Linked DNA regions of Homo sapiens: all the other regions are linked to region 3. A link is a contact called in ENCODE Hi-C or POLR2A ChIA-PET data. All regions are on one chromosome and are shown on one strand. Each heading gives the region's core, a stretch centred on a gene start or an enhancer-like site at or near the end of the contact. The rest is flanking DNA. Distances are from core to core; before and after follow the strand shown.

Region 1 (2,700 bases), core at 114-2,613, 160 kb before region 3:
AGCCTTCCTTTTACAGAAACAGCCCCGGATGCCCAGTGAGGGAAAATGACCTGCCCAAGGTCACATGGCCAGTTAATGATAGAGCCAGGAGTAATGCTTGGGTCTCTGAGATTTGCTGTTATTTAATCCCATCTTAACGGCTATGATCAAAGGACATAGTTTCTCTCACACATAAAGAAATAACTTGACTTTTTTAAAAAGCTGGCTAGGTGACTAATGAACTATGTCTACCGTGAAGTGGGTATCCTTAGTCAACTGCCAAGGCCTGTTTGTGCATGTGCTTTTATTTCTGCGTGACAAGCCCTCATTTGGATGCACAGTGAACACACATACCCCTGTGGAAAGATCATTAACTGAGTTGTGGTGGGGCCCACCGGTGGTCAAACCACATGTTTGTGTGTGCACAGGTGGAAATGATGGTCATTCTGAAAGTGTTCACCTCCTACCACCTTGGGGCTGTGTCTCAAACATAGAAGTTCCCTCTCCTGGGTAGTAACCCTCTTGTCTTAATTAAAAAACAAAATCTATACTTGCAGATTGATATCTGCCTATCTATCATCTATCTTCCTCTGATATATGTGTTTGTGGGTGTGCTTGGTGTGTATGTTTGTGCATGTGCATGCACTTACATATATAAAATGACAAAGAGATACATATTTTCTTATCAGATGGCTTTGTCAGGGATCTTGTGAAAAAAAAATAGGCATACACATACAGTTTTTAACCCAGTTATGACCTTCTGCATCAAAATTGGGTTTTGTAGGGTTTGGTAAATTACATTGCAATCTACTACTCATTCTGACATTAAGTATAAATGAAATTAAACTGTAATGAACAGAAAACACAGCTTTAAAGAAAAAAGAAGACATTAAAAGAGAGGCTGCTGGACTATATGCCCTTTCTGAATACTGGGGCCTCAGATTTTGTTTCTTTTTAATTTATGTTTGTGCCATTTGAACCCCCCTCCACAAGCCCCTCCTGGAGCAGCCTGGACAGCCCTTATGAGGTGAGACATCAAGCCCTTCTGATTCACAGCACTGTAGGGCAGTACTACTGCCACAGATAAGTTGAGCCTAAGCCACATAATTTTAGGATCTACTTTAAAATGAGAGCCCGGGCTTAGAATTTTTCTCCAAATTCTGAACATTATAAGCCAACAATGAGAACAACAACAACAGCAACAACAACAGAAATAACCCAAAGCAAATGCCCCCCAGTTCTTTTTGCCCTAATTTTTCACCAATATCAAACTCTTAACTTTCTGAATGTACAAAGAGATTCTTATTTTAAATCCAAGAAAGAAATGACCTCTTCAAATTCATAATGAGGTATGCATTGAACGGAACACAGCCCAAGGTGAGTCATTCATTAATCATAAACAAAACAGCCCCTGATCAAGGACACATAAGCACACACTGTAAAAAGAGGCCAGGTTACCCAATCCCTTTATTTAATATTAACTACATTATGTTTTTCATGTGAGTTCTGAGAAGGTGATTTTCTCACTTTATTTGTAGCCAGCTCAGTGTGAATGGATAATTACTTCCCTTAATGCTGTTTCCCCTGAAGGTTAACCCTGTTCAACAAGACACGATTGAATCTTGCCTCTCACGGTTGGGTGGGGCTGGAGTGGGGGGAAGGGTCTGCATCCGTAGCTAAAGACTTTTAGCTGGAATTCTTCAAGGATGAAAACATCCGCCAACAGGAATATTTCAAATGACATGAATAATATTTGTGATTAATAACAGCTAACCAGAGAAGTACAATCCAAGAAATACATGATTAGCTTATTACAGACATCTGATGTGCTAATTATCTTCAAAAATTTCATTGCTGATGACTGTTTTGGCAGAAATTTGAGCAAGGGAAGAGGAAATTTAAACTTTTATGTAAGTTGGAAACAAAGCATTTGGGCAATTGGACTTTAGAAGACCTGGGAATGGTATTTGGTATTTAATTCTGTCTGATGAGGAGGAAATTAAATAATGAGAATAGAAATCAGTGTGAAGATTGAAACTTGAGTCAACGAGAACTTGGCCGTCATTGTCAGAAGCTCTTCCTTACCTTCCTTGACAAAAGGCTCCTGGCCCTGAAATGAACGGGTAACATGATGCGGTTTGGCAAGACTTGCCTGGGTGCCAGTCATGGGTGTGTATCACTGCTTGTGGAAGACCAACAGTTCCCTAAGGATTTGCTTCTCATTCCCAGTGGAGACCTCTGCAGCACCAGCTACTTTCACTGAAGCATCACAGAATATCCTAACACATGGTAGGGGACCCAGGAGAAAGCCATACAGCTACTTCTGGGAGGAGCCTGGAGTACACACTCTCATTTTACTGATAGAAAAGCTGACTCCCAGAAAGGATGAGCAAGTTAGCAAAGATTTCAAAAGGATGATTGAATTCAGGCCACAGATAGCCAGCCATCTGCTGTGGGAATAGTGAACTGATATCACAGGGCCATTTGCGTAACCACACATGTTCTCTGTCTCACTTTCCAGAAGTTTACAATCAAGAAAGACATTTTGATGTTGATGGCAAACAAAGTAGGCTTAAAACACTCCTCAATTCAACTGCAAAGAAGGAGAGGCAGACTCTCCAGCAGGGAGACTCCCCATCTCCAGCCCTCCTTTCTGTAGCTTCATTGCCAAGGTGCTCCTTCTTTTGTTTCTTTCTCTACCATCCCCTAAGCGGATTGGGG
Region 2 (2,700 bases), core at 169-2,668, 190 kb after region 3:
ATGAACATTTAAGAAAAAGAAGCCCAAAGTTACCGTGTACACACACAACAGAACAGCTGTGTACTCACTCTTTAGGGCTGTGACTCACAGTTCAATCTGAGCAAGAAATGCTTGGAAATTCTAAAACGCGACATTCACCTCCATGTGGAAGGAAAGGCCTCAATGTTCCCCTCCATCCCTGCTTAATCAATCAGTTGTGAATCAATTCTGCAGTGACTAATCGCCCCCAAACCCCCTTGCTCCACCATCTCTCCCTAGTATGCGGTGCTAGAGATGTTTACGCTGATACGAGGAGATGACAATTAGTCATATTTATCCGTGCTGGGTCCATTTAATCCCCAGTGTTTTTACTCATGTCAAATCCATTATCCCAAACAAAGCTTCATACATCTTGTCGGAGATGCTCACAGACTTGCCTTGTTTACTTTGAGAAGACAGATTTTATGGCAACATTAAATACATACTGAACCCTAACTAATGGAGCCACTTGGCATGGTGAAGCAATTGCACTGGCAATTCCTATCACCCTTAACCCATTGTTGTTTAACTGGGTTCTGAAAACCCAGGGACTTCTGGCTGTGCCTTGGGTGTTCCGAGCATATCCTAAATTTTCTCCACGATTCTACATTTATGATCATTGCACCTCAGTGTTTCCAGCAATCACATAATGCAACCCCCTTCCCCCCAGTAGCCAGAGACACTTTTTCCCGAATGCCTTGAATCTCCTCCTGGCCGCTCTCATGAGTAATTTTTGAGCCTAATAAAGGAACACCTCCCTCCCCGTTTGTTTATTTAGAAAGACAAAATGTTAGGTGCTCTGTTTACTTACATTTCTCAGCACTTCTTTGTCTTCCAAACCATTTTAGCTCTTAATATGGAAGTTTTATAAGTTATTTTATCAGAAAATGCAGACCTTTGCTAGTTGACATGAACACTTAGGATGAGGCTGAGTGCTTGGAAACCCCTGACTTCACCAGGAAAAAAAAAAAAAAAAAAGTAATATGTGGCATATGTTAACATCTAGGCCTGAAAACACAGCCAGTAAGAGTGGCGCACACTAAAGGAAATCACTACTTAATTCCACAAACATTTGTTTCAGTCCAGGAATGGCACTAGAAACTTTGAGCCGTCTGTCTCCTTCCCTGAGCCGGTCGGGCACACGAGGGTCCATAACGTGCGGCGCAGCGCCATCTGCTGGCAGGCCACTCCTGGCCGCCCCAACAGCCGGCAGCCGCGGATGGCTCTGAAATCCACACGGCTTGGTGCCTCCACCTTCGTCCCCCGGGGCTTCTCGCTGCTGGGGAGTCCTGACTGTACTAAAAAAAGAAAGAGAGAAGGAGATTGTGCCGGAGAGAAAAAACAGTGCTGGAGAAACCGTTTCCAAAGATCTATTTAACATGTAAACGGAGGAAGATTAATATCTCTGGAACAGTCCCCAAACGTCTTGCCAAGGGCACAGGTTTTCAGCTTTAAAGGTGAAGTTGAGTTTATTTGCATCTAAAGCAAACAGTTGTTTCTCCTCCTTTCTTTCTCTCTGTTAAACATCGTATCCTAACCATATCCTCTTTACACTCCGGCTCTGCGTGCTTCTTTATGGAGGGGAGGTCGAGTTAATGGCAGCTGTCTGGGTGTCCAGGTTAATTCATTTCCTGGCGGCGTGGCGGTGGTGGTGAGGGGGATTCTGAAGTGCTTTTGGAGACACTGGGGCTCTGTTTGCCCATCCATTCCAGGAATCAGTGGAGGGACAGCCCCTCTCAAGGGCAGAATCTGAGGATTGTGGAAATGCAATCAACACACTTATGCGTGCGCCCACACTGCTTTGAATGGGATCCCAGACTCCAGGGAACTCATCTCTGATAAATTGCAAAAGACCCAAACTAAATGGACCAAAGAAGCAGTCATTATGCTTAAGGGAGGGACCTCACTGTAACACAGAATAAAGTGTTACCTGCAATTATTTTTTAAGGTTGTGGGGGAAATCTCGGTATCCCAATTCTAACTACCCGGCCTTTTGCTAACTGACTGCAACACTGACTTCCAGCATCTCACATCCTCTTCCTCTCTCTATCTTGCTCTATCTTCCCACTCTTACCCAGTCCCATAACAAACAGGTTGGGGTGGATGCCCTCTATGTCCACATTACTTAGGGAGAAAGGGGAGGCTGGATCCATTCCTGGTTTCCACCTAAGGATGATTTGTTTAGGCCCCTGTTGTGAGGATTCTGTGATCCTTGGTGCCTGGTGGCTCACAACAGGGATTAATTGCAATTGTCTTTGTGTATGGAAGGGACTAGGCTTTTTCTTAGGGCGCTCAGCACAGCACTGCCTGCCACTGAGACGGTTCAGGGCACAGAGCTCTCTAGGCCCACAAAGAGGTCTGGCTCTCAGGACAGCCATGGGAGGGGCCTATGTCATCAGGAAAGGGCGTTGTTTTCTCCAGGGCTGCCTCTCAGCCTAAAGAGACTTTTACTCTAATGCCATGAGCTGTCCTTTTGCAGACTAGCAACCGGCTGGTGAGTGCTTTCAGGGGATTGCTTCTCTCTCTCTCTCTCTCCTTCATACACTTTTAGAAACAAATACAGTCAGAATCATTAATTATAGAATTGGAGGCCTAGGGTTGCCAGATAAATTACAGAATACCCAGTTACATTTGAATTTCAGAAAAAGAATGAATAGTGGTTTGATTTTAGTGTAAGTATGT
Region 3 (2,700 bases), core at 135-2,634:
AGTTTCTAATATAAAATTACCGACAACTGGAAGTTATCTGCAAAATTTTATACCTAAGTACTTGCAGATGTAATTTATTTTTCTGACAGCACCGCCTGTGTAATGAAAGTTGCTTTTAATAAAACATGAATGCAGTTAGGTTTTGCCAATTAGGTTCAGAGGAGTTGTAATCAGTCTGATTCAAGTTGATACGTAGCTCCTTAAATTCAGCACTGACCCATAGAATGGCTTCAGAATTTCTAAAGTGTTTGTGAAAGATGAACTCCCAAAGCTCCAACTGCCCAGGCAGAAGGGAGGTGGTCCTGGCCAACTCAGGACAGATGCATCCCAAAGGGACTACAGTGGTCGTGGCTATAGAAAGCCATGTGTACTGGGTTGGGTGTTAACACAAGATTACAACTGACATGAAAATAAGCCCATTCTCCATTTCATTTTATTCATGAAAACATGAGCAAACGTCTAATGCATGCAAACATCTAATAGCCATAGATCAATTATCATTTTTACACAATCAGCCAGAAGACAAACCCTGGTTCCTTCTATGTTAGCACACTTCTTGATGCTCGGTGAGATTTCAAGATCTATAAAGACATGTCCTGTCACCTTGAGCACCTTAATAACCTGTCATCAGAAGAAAAAATGCAACAAAATGAAGTTTTGGGGTCTAGAATGAGGTCATCAGTATTTTGAACTTTTCATTTGGGTCCCTGAAGTCTTATATTCAACAAATATTTGTTGTTTAAATATTTGCAAAACATAGAGGTCAAAAGATTTGAAGCATTAGTTGGACTCAGCCAGAGACCTGTTTCTAATAGTTGCTATGTTTTCATATTTAAAAACAGTAATAATAATTATTGCCCTGCCTAACTTATTGGAATGTTGGAATGACACAGTATAATGATTTTAAGGGAAAGTGCTTTGAAACTTTAAACGCACTATGCAAATGTCAGTTACTGGTAAGTACTGGGAATAAAATAGAGGGCTCCTGTCAGTCGGAAATCTTATAGGTTGGTTGAGAAGGATGGTTTTTTGCCTCTTGGGTTTCAAGTTCCCTGCTAGGTCACAGATTAAAGCATTTCATAGGCATGATCTCATACCAGTCCCACAAGGATGAAGAAATTGATGCCTGGGATAGTGCAGACACTCAGGTGAATGGTTGAGATAGACTCTGATACTGCATCTATTTTGCTCCAAAGCTCATCTGTTTCATCTGATGACTTCATTTGCTCCCTCATGAAGCCAATTAACAACAGAAGAACCTAGAAGTGTTCTGCATAAATGATGCAGACATAAATACCGTGGGGATATCAAGGCATTGCCTCCCCAGAGCTGTGGTTAAGTGCACACTTTGTCAGCTCTTCCTTCTCTGTTCCAGCCTGCACAGAGTTGGCAAGAAAAGTTAGTATTTTCTTGGTATCTGCAGCTGGTACTCCCCAGACAGGAACTGAAACACGCCTAATGGTGATTCATTCATTCTCAACTGAGTTTCTTCTTTCCTGTACCCCAGGGCACTTCCAGGTTCTGGCCCTGAAACGGAAGTCTATGTGTGAAAGAGACACACAGAGGCAGCTTCCCAGCTATTTTCATCTCAGCTGGCTTGCCAAAGCCCCATTTCAAACCTCTCTCCTCCCCCAAAGTCACTGGAATATCAATCACAGTAAAGGCGTGTTGCATTCCTTAATGGTAACTCCGACTCTTGGTTTGGCATTTAGATAATGTCCCTACTATCTGTCCCTTAAGCAGACAATAGGGACAAAAGATGGAGACGGGTTGGTTCCCTGCAAAATCAGAGACTATAGTGGTAAATACATTTTATTGTCTTTTAGCTTGTTTGGCTGAAGCATCTTGAACCCTCCTAGAGTTGGCACAAAGCATTTTTTCCAACTTGAAAAGCATTTTTTGTTAAGTTTATTTTTATAGGTTTGAAATCATACTTCTTGTTCAGTGGCTTTTGAGGGACAAGTATGAATAGCAGGAGACAATGGATTACAGAAATATTTAAATTGGCATGAACAGAATGTGAGCTGGAACTAGGATGAGGCGAGTTGGAAAATTATGATATTTTGTATATTGAGTTTCTTTGCATTAATTTTAATTTAAAAAATTATTGCATTAAAGTATTATTGATCTTGATTACTAGGTATTTTGGTACCTCTGTAAAATTTGCACCTTGGGCAAGTATCTTACTGGCCTCAACCTAGTTCCGTCCCTGCATAAGACACGTTTATTATGCTACCCATGGACCTGTGGACTTCAGAAGACATTTTGTGGCTCCCTTGAGTCAACTCAAACAGGGCCCTGTTGGAGCAGGATACTACCTCCCTCTTCTCCAAAAAACGACCCATGCTCTGCTTTCATAACAGAAAATTATTCTGCATGTCTGCTCTGGGGTATAGAGGAAGAAAGTATGCCATCTAGGCTCTGTGCACGAGCGCGTTCAAGCCGGCATTGCTCAAACTTTAGCACGGATATCAGTCACCAGGGACCTTGTTAAAAGTGTAGGTTCTGATTAAGCAAGTCTAGGATGAGGCTTCAGATTCTGCATTTCTAGCAAGTTCCCAGGTGATGCTGATGCTGCTGGTCCCTAGATTATATAGTCCCTGGTAAGCCAGCGACTATAGCAGTAAATATATTTTATTGTCATTTAGCTTGTTTGCCTGAAGCATTTTTAACCCTCCTGGAGTTGGAATGAAGCATTTT
Region 4 (2,700 bases), core at 190-2,689, 140 kb before region 3:
TGAGCCACCGCACCTGGTCAGGAATATAGTTCTTGTTTTTAACCATCCTGCTCAAAATTAGGGTTCAAAATCAGCTCTTAACCCTCAGGGCTCAAAATCAGCTCTTTGGGGCATATAAGTATGGGAGGAGGGTGAGGCTGGTGTTATAAATTCAGAAGTCTTGCTGTCTTTCTCCACTTTCATTGTGTTCCCGTTTTCATTAATTCCTGTACCCAGAGTTTCTCTTTCCTCCAATAGCACATTATCTTCTCCCCATTAAAGCCTCTCATAGACATCACAAACAGTAGCTACTTGGAGGGCAGGGTCTTACTCACCTGTGGCCTAAGCTCACCTTCAATACAACCAACACAATCTAATCAAGACCAGTATTCTGTTATGTGTGTTTTATTAGAAACCATTTCTTCAGGATATATATATCCATTTCTCTATAGATATAGACATAGTTATTACATAGGTGTAAATTAAAAGATATATTTAAAATACAAATACATGTTTTAGAATTTTATGGCCAAATATATTTGGGCATCATTGTGTTAAACACAATTGAATACATTTTTCTGTTGTTGCAGATGCTTTAACAGAATAGTGTGCATTGTGATTCTCCAAGAAAGGGTTATTGTTGCAGCATTTCTCTACTTACTGGAACAAGAACCCTTATTTCTTGGAGGAGCTTATAGAACTACTGTCACTCCAAACCTGCTTGGGAGCATGACTTGCTTTAGGAGTTGTACTTATAGAGGATTTCTTTAACGAGGTCAAGCTGGGACTAGGTATGTTTTAGTGTCTTGTGCCAACTGGCTGATTTTGGAAGCTAAAAGAAGAATTAGCAGGAGGGTGAATTGTCTTTTATTTAGAGTTTAAAAACAGCTCCAGGGCATGTTTACCCAATAGGTTCTGCCCTACTAGTCATTAGGAAAGAAAACTTCTTGTACTTTGTGTGTTTTTATTTTGTGATCTTTCCCTAAAGAGCCAAGAGAGATCTCTGTCATTCTATCAAAGATATGATAAAGTCTCTCTCGATTTCACCCCTTGGTTCACCATTCCTTATGGGCATCATCTATGTGAGAGACACTAAGCCCAGTTCTACGGAGGTTATGAAGGGAACAAGTCTTGTTTTCTTCTCGCAATGTTGTAATTGAAGTATAAATAGAAGCATAATTTGGGAATTACTACTTGTCCTTTCTCATCAATCACCACTCTTTAAGCGTGCCACTGGGATAATTCTAAAAGTGCTAAGTCCTTCCTCTCAATTCCTTCCCTGACAATATCTGAAAGGGTTTTAGGAAGTATAGTAATATTTGAGTTGTATGCAAATTTCCTCTGCAGGAAAACATGGAGACGGTGGCTGGGGTATCGGTTGCACACAGTCTAAACATTCCCTGCAGTCTTAATTAACCACATTTGCTTTCCTCTTGCTTCAGGCTGAGTCAGCCCAACCACCACTGAAGCCAGTTACCAGCCTGTGTGATCACGTGATGTGTGACTACATCTTGGCCTGTGATAAACGATCGTGTCTCTTGACCCACAGGAGTTTGTAACATTCTTTTAGTGTATACCGAGTCATTACTATTGCACTGAACCAAAGTAAATGAATGTCTACTGCCATTGTCATAGAAAAAGAGGAAAGAAGGAAGGAAGGAAGGAAGGAAGGAAGGAAGGAAGGAAGGTAGGATCATCTGCTCTATATAAACTCCCCTGATCCTCCCAGGCGCAACTGAAGGATTTGTGCTTTCACAAAGCTTTGCGTAGACCTGCGCCTGGTTGTGCATTCTTTTCAGTCAGTCACTGTGGTAAGGTAGTAATTGCATGCCTGGGTTTAAATAATGATTCAACCCTTATCAATTGGCCATGTGAATCCAGGCAAACTATTTAAACTTTGTAAACTTCTCTTGCTAAGCCCTTAACTTTGTACTGGCCTAGCCCTAACTACTCTACACATATTAACTCATTGTTTCCTTTTGACAATGTTATAGGATGGTACTTCATTAACCCCAATTTACAACCAAGGCCAAGTAACGTCTCCAGGGTTGATGGGTGCATTTCCTTGTGAGGGTGAAATGAGATAGATAATCAGTGTAAAACCCTTCTTAGCACAGTGCTTGGTCCATAGTTAGCACATCAAATTATAATTTTCATTCATTAGTTTTTAAGATAAAGTTTACATAATATTATAATGTGTTAGGCATTATTCTAAATGTTTTAGACATATCATCTCATTCAACTCTATGAAGTAGGTATAGTTTTCATGTCCATTTCATAGATGAGGAAAGTGAGGCACAGACAGGTAAGAGATCTGCCCAAGGTCACACAGCTGTTTAGTGGTGGAGACTAAATTGCATCTCAGAAAGCCTGGCTCAGAGATCGCACTCTTAGTCTTTATAATAAACGATCACTAATATTGTTGTTTGTTTAAGTGTCTGTAGGCACCCATTTGCCCATGACTTTGGACAGGGACTGTTTCACAGTTTGTAATTTCTGTAAGCCTATAGCCCCACCCAATCCCTGCCACCTCCCACTACCTTCACACACAGAACTGGGAGGTTCTGGGTGAATTTGTTGTCGAATACATACACATGCTAATAGTAACATATGATTTGATGAAGAAATTATTAGAAAACTCGTAGAGGTGGTAAATGTGAAATTTGTGCTTGAAATGAGAAAGCAAGTTAAGGAGGTACTGCTAAGCACAATTTCAGTGAA

What was found. A loop is a pair of places that touch in the nucleus more often than their neighbours do. ChIA-PET counts read pairs that join two places held with the same protein, here RNA polymerase II (POLR2A). Pooled maps may share reads with other maps.
Region 1: a map of GM12878 shows a loop between it and region 3 (2.0-fold over the local background). The contact joins two enhancer-like sites. A Hi-C loop is called at or near these places in 1 of 168 maps with a recorded cell type or tissue (GM12878), 15 of 37 single-sample maps with no recorded cell type and 4 of 50 pooled maps. POLR2A ChIA-PET finds 5 or more read pairs at or near these places in 1 of 52 experiments (activated CD4-positive, alpha-beta T cell).
Region 2: a loop to region 3 is called in a map with no recorded cell type, with 2.1 times the contacts of the local background. The contact joins the promoter of LINC01571 here to the enhancer-like site in region 3. A Hi-C loop is called at or near these places in 7 of 37 single-sample maps with no recorded cell type and 1 of 50 pooled maps. POLR2A ChIA-PET finds 5 or more read pairs at or near these places in 2 of 52 experiments (A673 and BJ).
Region 4: a loop to region 3 is called in a map of A673, with 7 times the contacts of the local background. The contact joins two enhancer-like sites. A Hi-C loop is called at or near these places in 3 of 168 maps with a recorded cell type or tissue (A673, IMR-90 and mammary epithelial cell). POLR2A ChIA-PET finds 5 or more read pairs at or near these places in 2 of 52 experiments (MCF 10A and OCI-LY7).

The regions. Positions count from the first base shown.
Region 1 is chr16:51,407,073-51,409,772 of GRCh38, forward strand. The region is part of intron 2 of LOC102723323 (a long non-coding RNA gene); the gene reads right to left. Among named protein-coding and RNA genes, the nearest start is that of HNRNPA1L3, 240 kb to the right of the region's middle. Within about 2 kb of position 1,364, at least 3 of the 41 ENCODE cell types and tissues checked have a DNase peak (open chromatin) inside an H3K27ac peak, as active enhancers do.
Region 2 is chr16:51,761,101-51,763,800 of GRCh38, forward strand. LINC01571 (long intergenic non-protein coding RNA 1571) reads left to right here and starts at 1,419. Exons shown (of 3, transcript NR_110916.1): 1 at 1,419-1,475. LOC105371257 (a long non-coding RNA gene) reads right to left here. Exons shown (of 4, transcript XR_001752182.1): 3 at 830-1,316.
Region 3 is chr16:51,568,272-51,570,971 of GRCh38, forward strand. No RefSeq gene overlaps it. Among named protein-coding and RNA genes, the nearest start is that of HNRNPA1L3, 76 kb to the right of the region's middle. Within about 2 kb of position 1,385, at least 2 of the 41 ENCODE cell types and tissues checked have a DNase peak (open chromatin) inside an H3K27ac peak, as active enhancers do; they include A673, where a contact is called at or near this core.
Region 4 is chr16:51,430,277-51,432,976 of GRCh38, forward strand. All of the region lies in intron 2 of LOC102723323 (a long non-coding RNA gene), which reads right to left. Among named protein-coding and RNA genes, the nearest start is that of HNRNPA1L3, 210 kb to the right of the region's middle. Within about 2 kb of position 1,440, at least 3 of the 41 ENCODE cell types and tissues checked have a DNase peak (open chromatin) inside an H3K27ac peak, as active enhancers do; they include A673, where a contact is called at or near this core.